Linked DNA regions of Homo sapiens: region 2 is linked to region 1. Evidence: read pairs that join two places in POLR2A ChIA-PET (ENCODE). Cell type or tissue: Caco-2. All regions are shown on one strand. Each heading gives the region's core, and the rest is flanking DNA. Links, peaks and the distances in the headings are about the cores only. Region 1 holds the start of NDFIP2 (Nedd4 family interacting protein 2). Region 2 overlaps LOC105370275 (a long non-coding RNA gene).

Region 1 (4,398 bases), core at 239-4,238:
AGAGGAAAGAGACAAGGACTCTTCTTTATTAGGTGCATTATGCTTAATATAGTGCTTAATATGGTGGAGGCTCTGATGTCTGTCATCACCTACTAGTGATTTGGCATTAGCCAAGTTCATGAAACTCCTTGTGCCTTATTTTCCCCCCTCATCTGTTAACCAAGGAGTGCAACTGTGCCTATATCATGAAGTTCTGGTGAGGCTAAAATAATAGATGTATAGTACTGGCTTAGAAAGGGCTCTATACTAGTAAGCTGTTGTTCTACTTCTCCTTCCCCTCTTTCTCTTCCTCATTACAAATACGCTTTCCTGCTGAATTTGTTACTCCACTAGATTAGCAAAATGTTCAGAGAATCTGGGAGGAGGGTAAAATAGAAAGAATCTGTTACTCTATCAGGATTCAAGATGTCTGCTTTTGGTCAGATCTTTGATTTTTACTTTTATGTTCTCAGTGCTGCATTGGGTGTAAGAAATGGTCTCTGCCCTGAGCAGCCATCTATTTGAGAAACAGATGAACACATGAATGATTAATGAAAACACATATGCATATAAAATTAAGTTCTAAATAAATCTTATAGATCGTAAGTGATATAAGGATCTAATTTCAGTTTGCTGATACTGGCTGTTGTTTTGGTCATCGAGAGGCAATACCATTTGGAGTGAAATTGTGAGAGTGAGCGTTTGTACCAGTAATACCAATAAAATGGCATATGTTTATTGGCTTAGAAACTAAAATACATTAAGATCAAAACAAGGCAAGTTTAACAATATTTAAGTATGAGATATCACTGCCTCTTATTGTTAGCACAGTAATGCTTTATGCTATTAGACATGTCAAAACGGCACAAATAGGAAGAGTTGATGAATGCTTTAAAAAGAACTATGAGGAAGGCTTACATTTTTTAGTTGTCAATCTCTCAAAGAGTTTCTGTTTTTATTCTATCTTGCTATTTTAACCAGTTGATTAGGCTCACCCAGTGGCAGTCTTCATTTCAAGGATCTCCTCTGGACATTCATGAAGGAAATAAATGGGGCTCCAGATCCCTTTCCTTCCCTTCAGGGCGCTCCACTGTAAGATCATTTAGGGAAAATGTGGTGTTATGTTAAAAACATAGCTGGGCCACATCAAGCAGCATCATAGTTTTTAGGGTATAGAACGTTGGTCTTCAGGTTAAAAGGTACTTTTCGCTGCTCTGTCATACTCTTCTACTTGCTAGAGAAATATGCTTTATGCCGTGTCATGTGTGGTTAACCAGACAGTGAGATACTACTAACAGTGCTCCCAAGTGATTCCTTGCTGTTAAATCAATTGGAATTATTGAGTATTACCACAAAATAATCCTATCTGATTTCATTACTTTCTTCTAACGTCCTTCCAGTAACCTAGAACTCTAGAGACCTCTTTCTTTGAGAGTTGTCTGGAGAGTCCGTTGGATTTTTAAATCTCTTATTACCAAAAAGTGGAAAAAAGAGTTTAAAAAGTAACCAAAGAGCTAGTGCCTGTAGTCTCAGCTACTCCAGAGGCTGAGGCAGGTGGATAGCTTGGGCCGAGGAGTTCGAGGCTACAGTGAGCCATGACTGCGCCTGCTAACAGCCACTGCACTCCAGTCTGGGCAATATAGTGAGACCCCATCTCTAAAAAAACAACAAACAAAAACAAAAATTACCCCACAGAAGAATTTCAGGGCAGTGGAAATACTCTGTAGGATACTATAATGATGGATACCTGCCATTACACATTTGTTCTAACTCGAGGAGTATACAACAACCTGAGTGAACCCTGAGGTAACTATGGACTTTGAGTGATGATGAGGTGTCAATGCAGGTTCATCAGTCGTAACACATGTACCACTCTGAGGGGGGATGTTGATAATGGTGGGGGGTTATGCATGCGTAGGAGCCAAGTGTATATGGGATATCTCTGTAACTTCTCAATTTTTCTGTAAACTCTAACTACTCTATATTAGTCTTTAAAAAATCGCTTATCTTACGAATGATTTTGAATAAGCGTTTTGGGAATGTTCTAGAGATGAATCTCCTCCCCATGTCCTACGCTGGGTGAGGAAGTGTCGGGTACCCGGGCGACCTGTCCTCAGGTGTTCTAGGAACGCGGCCCCATCCCTTGTCAGCCTCTGTCTCTGTGTGGTGAGAAGGCGCACTGGCTCGTGCCTGCGCGAAACTCGCGCACACAGAAAAGACCAATCAAGGACGGGTCATTCCCGCCCCCCGCGCGCCTTTTGCGACCGCCCACTCGACAGGTTGACAACCTAGACAGCTCCCCCGGACTTGCCTTACTTTTCCATCTCCTCCCACCCAGCTATACCCTCCCACTGGCGGCGCGGATGGCACGCCGGCGGAGCCAGCGAGTCTGCGCGAGCGGTCCGAGCATGCTCAATAGCGCGCGCGGCGCCCCGGAGCTTCTCCGCGGAACCGCGACCAACGCGGAGGTCTCGGCGGCCGCTGCGGGAGCCACAGGAAGTGAAGAGCTTCCGCCGGGAGACCGCGGCTGCAGGAACGGAGGCGGAAGGGGCCCTGCGGCGACGACGTCGTCGACGGGGGTGGCCGTGGGAGCTGAGCACGGAGAAGACTCCCTCTCTCGGAAGCCGGATCCCGAGCCGGGCAGGATGGATCACCACCAGCCGGGGACTGGGCGCTACCAGGTGGTGAGTTCCCGGCCTCCTGTGCCTCCCGGGACTGCCTCCCGCCGCGGCGTCCCGAGAGTCCCTTTCCTCAGGTTATTCCCGGAGGAAAAGCTGTGGCTTTTTTTTGTTGTGTTTTGTTTTGTTTTTTTGGATCTTCTGGCTGGAGCTGCTTCACTCGCCTCACCTGCGCACTCCTGCCTAGGACTCCTTCGAAACCCTTCTCTCTCGCCCCAAGTCTGCTTAGCTCCTCACCCGCACCCTTAGCCCCGCTGTGAGACGCCCTCCCTCCACACACCTTACAACTTGTATCCGTTTTAATTTCTCACTTTATCATTTTCTTATTCTCTGACTCAGTCACTCCTGAGACATTCTAGTCGATTGTCTACTGGAAATGGGGCTGACTTCACATACCTGCCCGGAAGGTGATCGCCGTCATAAATGGGGTGGGTGAGTAGGTGGGTGGAGGTGTAAGTACTGCGTGGGGTGGGATGTGGATTTGGCAAAAATGTGGGTTAGGAATTGTGGAACTGTAGAGAAAGACTAGCCATAATGCTGATCTTGTCTCTCTGCTCGTTAACCTTGTCATTTTGTCCTTTTCCATTATGTTAGTATTAAAAATGACTGTATTTTTTGGTAATCCCCACTTTTTCTTTCTTTCTTTCTTTCTTTTTTTTTTTTTTTTTTTTTTTTTTGGTTAGAGGGGAAACAGAGGTAGTTTTAGTAGAACAAATTCTAATCTTGTTTGAAAAATTATTTTTCGTTAAATACAAGGTTTTCCAGCTTAACTGTGTAAACTTTGGTAACTATGTTGAAAAAAGTGAAATGTGTTCCTCTATATTTTCAGTGTCAATTTTTAAATATATTTTTCTTTGTGTATTCTGGTGGTGACGTTGGAGATTCCTGTTGTAAACCTTAGTTAAAGATGGACTGAGCAATAGTTGACTCTGCTGTTGTGCTGTTGCAGCTAGGTAGCATGTCATTCTACAAACTTTCAGCCCATTTACTGAGGGAGAGGAGAAAAACAATACATAGCACTGGTGATGCAGTTTATGGTTTATAAAATTTTACAAATTTAGGTATGTTAGTCCCAGGTTTCAACTTTCAAATCTATTTGCACATGTAAGACAGGTTATAAGCCAAGACTTTCTATTAATAAGTACATTTTGGCAAATATGAAGGAACTGTAAGATGAGATCCTAAAGTATGTAATTTTGCATTTTTCTAAGATAAAAGCTCATGAGGCTTCCATTTTCAATTGGTTTGCATTCCTTAAAACCTACAAAAGGTCCATATTCCGAATTCTTTGAAAATTTATCAGCTTTTCTCAACAACTTGGGAAATACTGTTTCTCCCAGTATGGAAAGCGTTTTTCAAGTTGTCAGTGTACACCCTTTTGATGGTTTGAAAGGCATTTCTAGGTTTGTAAATGTTAGCAAAAATAAAATGATATAAATATTGAATAATATCAGCAGTGAAACTTGTTTCATTTTTCCTACAGACGTCACTACCCAAAACACTGTTAATTTATGTAGCTCTCAGTTTTAAGATATTTGTTTTCCCAACAACTCCTTTCAAAATAAATGGGCATATTTTATTGCTGCCCCCTCCCCTCGTTTTTTTCAAACTGACGATGTGTCCTACATAGACTTTGAATGTTCCTTGAGAACAGAGGGCAAAAATCAGTTCTTCTAAAGATAAAGCCTACCAGTCCCTCTAAAGGTAGTACTTTAGGTAGGACATCGATCTGTTCTCCTTG
Region 2 (4,398 bases), core at 141-4,140, 680 kb after region 1:
ATACATCCATATAATAGAATACTACTCAGCAATTTAAAAAGTATCGCTGTTACAACAAATAAAGAAATTTCAAAAATCATCATGCTGCATAAAAGGAGCCAGACACAAATAGTACATATGGTATGATTTCATTTATATAAAATTCTAGAAAATGTAAACTAATCTATACAGATAGAAAGAAGATTGGTGATTTCAAGGGGGTAAAGGGAAGAGGAGCAGAAGGAAGGATGAACTGCAACGGAGTACAAGGAATCTTTTGGAGTGAAGAAAATATCCTATAACTTAATTATGGTAATGGTTTCACAGGTGCAGACCTTGTCAGAACTCATCAAATTGTGTTCTGTAAATGGATTCAGTTTACTGGGCATAACTTTGTATTAGGCCATTCTTTCATTGCTATAAAGAAATACCTGGGACAGTAATTTATAAAGAAAAGAGGTGCAATTGGCTCACAGTTCTGCAGGCTTTACAAGAAGCATGGTTGCTGGCATCTGCTTGGCTTCTAGCAGGCTTTCAATCATGGTGGAAGGCAAAAGGGGAAGCAGGCACATAACTCAGAGAAAGCAAGAGAGAGAGAAAGAGAATGGTGGGGGGAAGTGCCACACACTTTTAAATGACCAGAATTCATGAGAACTCACTCTCACGAAGACAGAAGCAAGCCATGAGGGATCTGCCCAGATGATCCAAATGCCTCCCAGCAGGCCCCACTTCCACCCAGCATTGGGGATTACAATTCAACATGAGATTTGGGCGGGGACAAATATCCAAACTATATCAACTTATACCTCAATAACGTTGATTTTTTAATGTACTTTAACACAAATAAACTCATTTGCTCATCTAAACAATCCTGTGACATAGGAAAGAAAAATTGTAATCTTATTTTGTCAATAGAGAAACTGGGTCTTGAGAAATGCAACAGCTTGACCATGGCTAATAACTCTCAGAGTTTCAGAAGATAGTTGTAAAGGATGGTGATTTTTAAATGTTTTCATGTGAGTTTTTTCTTTTTGTTATTTTTGTCAAGTGTAATATTCTATAGAAACCCATTGTATAAAACAGCAAAAGCTGGGCTGCTCCGATTGGAGCAGAGATGGCTATGAGTGGGCCTGGAAGTGCTACCCCTTCCAGGGAAGGCAGGGCAGGGATGGTGCCACAGGGTCCTACACGATTTGAACTCCCTGAGGTGATGCAACCAACATGGATTCTGATCACAGACTTCTACTCTGTCGCTTTCTAGCTTGAAAGCCTATATTTGCAAATGAGGTAAGTGTATTCACAGGATTAGTCACAGAATTTTTCAGTGCTTATGCCATTTTCTTTATTTCTTTCTCTCTCTCTCTCTCTTTCTTTCTTTCTTTCCTTTTCTTTTTTGAGACAGAATCTCACTCTGTTGCCCAGCCTGGAGGGCAGCGATGTGATCTTGCCTCGCTGCAACCTCTGCTGCCTCCCGGGTTCAAGCGATTCTCTTGCCTCAGCCTCCCAAGTAGCTGGGATTACAGGCGCCTGCCACCATGCCCGGCTAATTTTTGTATTTTTAGTAGAGACAGGGTTTCACCATGTTGGCCAGGCTGGTCTTGAACTCCTGACCTCATGATTCACCCACCTCGGCCTCCCAAAGTGCTGGGATTACAGGGGTGAGCCACAGTGCCCGGCCACTTATGCCATTTTCTTAGTTCCTGTTTTATATAGTTTATGTGTTTTATTTTGTCATTCTGATAATTTACTGCTTAACATAATATAATAGTATCTAAGTGTTGGATATTTTGAATACTCCCAAGAATGCTGGAGATGAAGAAAATCCCACTCAACAATGTTTCATGAAACTAATTACCTGGGAGAATTCATGAAAGTTGGGCCAGTGGTGTTAAATCAGCAGCAGTAGGAAAATCACTAAGCTAAACCTGAGCTTTATCTTTGACTCCTATCTCTCCCATGTCTAGTCAGTCACTGCAACAAATTCACCCAAGTGATTTTCACTTGAGTAGTTCAAATTATCTTTATCTCCATGGTCATCACCATCATTCAGACCAACCAATGTCCTTCTCTATGACAGTCAAGGTCCAGCTTCAATCCACATACAATTTAGTCCCCACAGTACAGCCAAAATAATCATTCCAAAAATGCAATCAATTCCTGCTGGTCCTCTGTGTAAAATCTTCTCAAGGTTCTCAGTTCCCTTCAGGAAAATCTCCAAGCTTTCTCTTAGAGTTTGCAGGGTCCTAGTGAATAGGACTCTGCTGATCTCTCAGCAACATCTTTTCTTTTTTTTTTTTTTTAGACAGAGTCTCACTCTGTCACCCAGGCTGGAGTGCAGTGGTGCCATCTCGGTTCACTGCAACCTCTGCCTTCTGGGTCCAAGCGATTCTTCTGCCTCAGCCTCCCGAGTAGCTGAGACTATAGGTGTCCACCACCACGCATGGCTAATTTTTGTATTTTTAGTAGAGATGGGGTTTCACCATGTTGGCCAGGCTGATCTCAAACTCCTGACCTTGTGATCCACCCACCTCGGCCTCCCAAAGTGCTGGGATTACAGGTGTGAGCCGTCGTGCCCAGCCTCAGCAACATCTTTTATCACATGCAACCTTACACTTTACCCTTCTGGCAAAATGAAACCTGTTTGGTTCCTCAAACACGTGACTTATTGGCTTCCCAACATGCTACTACTTCCTCCCCCAAACGTGCTACCTACTCCTCTTCATCTGACCTATCTCCTCTTCATCACCCATTCATGCTTCACCTTAGCTCTCACTTCTTTTGCAGGCCTTCCTTCCTGCCTTTTATCTCAGCCACAAGCTCCTCCTAAGACTGAATTCTTTTTTGCAACATAGTATTTATAGCCATATTGTATTAGCCATTTGTTAATTATAATACTCTTTGTGCCCATGTTATCTCCCTCAGAATTATAAACTCCTCGACAGAAACATATCTTGCTTTTTCATCACTTTCTCCCCAACATCTAGCATAGAGCCTGACACAGAGTAAGCACTCAATAAATATTTCTCGAGTGAATTGACTGAATAAGCCATACAAATGGCCAGAGTGGATGGCCCTAGACTGCTTGTTGGTGCCAGATTTAGCTAACATATGTGCAGTAGATGGGCCACATTGCTTTCTTTCAAAATGAAGGTAACAGAAAATAAGTGTGGGTTCATGATTCAACATCTCTTCCGGTTGAATATTACATGGAATCGGTGAATCTAGTTCAAACCCCAAAGTTTTAATCCTTGTAAGAAGAATATACAGAAACAGTGTCACTTTCCAAGATATTCTTTCCCTGACAAGAAGGATTTTCTAGCACTTTAATCCATAAAGCACCTCTGTGATTAGATTTCAGATTCACTGTCGGTAAAAAGGCCCTATCCAAGGAGACTAACGCACGAAGGTTAAAGATGAAAAATACTGGTTAATTTTTAAGCATGTTAGGATAATTGGGCCCAACATGAGTAAATTGCTTTCATATGAAAGGCTTTGAGCAATTGTTAAATTATAAACATTGAAAATACATTTTCTGCATCCAATCTAAAAAGAAAAGGTTTCCATTTGTACAGCAAATTAGATTCAGGTATTTCTATAGGTCAGCATTTTCTTTCCTTTTCTTTTCTTTTCTTTTTTTTTTTTTTTAAGCAGGGGAAGCTCTTCTGGTACTTGCTGTGTCTGATTCAAAGATGGAAAGGATTTGGTGACTGCGGAAGCCTTTGCCTTGCACTTGTCCCACAGCAATTACGCTGGAAGGGGTCCTAGACTTGTGGGGTGTGGGATGTGGGATAAATTTGGAGAAAGACCACAGTATGTAAACAAAACCTGCCGGTTTTCCAAAATACCTAACCACAAGACTTCACATTTTGGCAGCTAGAAAGAGTCAAATATGCTTTATTCTGAGAACAAATTTTATTCTCAGCGGGGAGAAATATGAATCCCAGTTCAAGCAAGAAACTACCAATAACCAAAATTAAAGGAATTTCGAAATATAGCCTCTGTAGAAAAACCTAGCAAGCCCACATAGTGAGACAATATTAATCAAGAAACTGATGACATCAGTAGAATCCTTGAAGTGTGTGTAGATGTTCAAAATCCTTCAGGCTAAAATCTATGGAAGAAGAGTTATTTCTGGACAGATTATTAGCATTAAACTGGTTACTTTATGTTAATGAAATCTTCTAACTTGCAACATAAATCAAATGACAATGTGAGTCTTTAATAATATGATTTTTAAGTTTGTAATGTTCTTAAAAAATTATATGTCATTGTTATATGGCTTGGCCCATCAGACACTTTAAAACAATTAGAAAGTCAAAAATAGATCATCTATTTGAAAACATGATTATATTTTCCTAGAATTTCAATATTGTTGCTGATTAGAGAAAACAACTGGTTCAAATCCCAAATAGCTCTAAA

The links. ChIA-PET counts read pairs that join two places held together with the same protein. Peaks named below come from ENCODE experiments on the same cell type or tissue, not always from the same donor. Only the 100,000 strongest peaks of a DNase experiment are listed, where the experiment ranks them.
Region 2: POLR2A ChIA-PET joins it to region 1 with 13 read pairs; 2 of 35 experiments call an interaction of 5 or more read pairs at or near these places.

Annotation. Positions count from the first base shown.
Region 1 is chr13:79,478,862-79,483,259 of GRCh38, forward strand. NDFIP2 (Nedd4 family interacting protein 2) reads left to right here and starts at 2,294. Exons shown (of 8, transcript NM_019080.3): 1 at 2,294-2,663. The coding sequence starts at 2,343. NDFIP2-AS1 (NDFIP2 antisense RNA 1) reads right to left here and starts at 2,370. Exons shown (of 3, transcript NR_046685.1): 1 at 2,291-2,370; 2 at 975-1,069. In Caco-2, for the core only: no CTCF peak of the experiment used is centred there; DNase peaks (open chromatin) are centred at 2,290 and 3,060; H3K4me3 peaks cover 2,674 bases.
Region 2 is chr13:80,160,860-80,165,257 of GRCh38, forward strand. All of the region lies in intron 2 of LOC105370275 (a long non-coding RNA gene), which reads right to left. Among named protein-coding and RNA genes, the nearest start is that of LINC01080, 150 kb to the left of the region's middle. In Caco-2, for the core only: no CTCF peak of the experiment used is centred there; no DNase peak of the experiment used is centred there.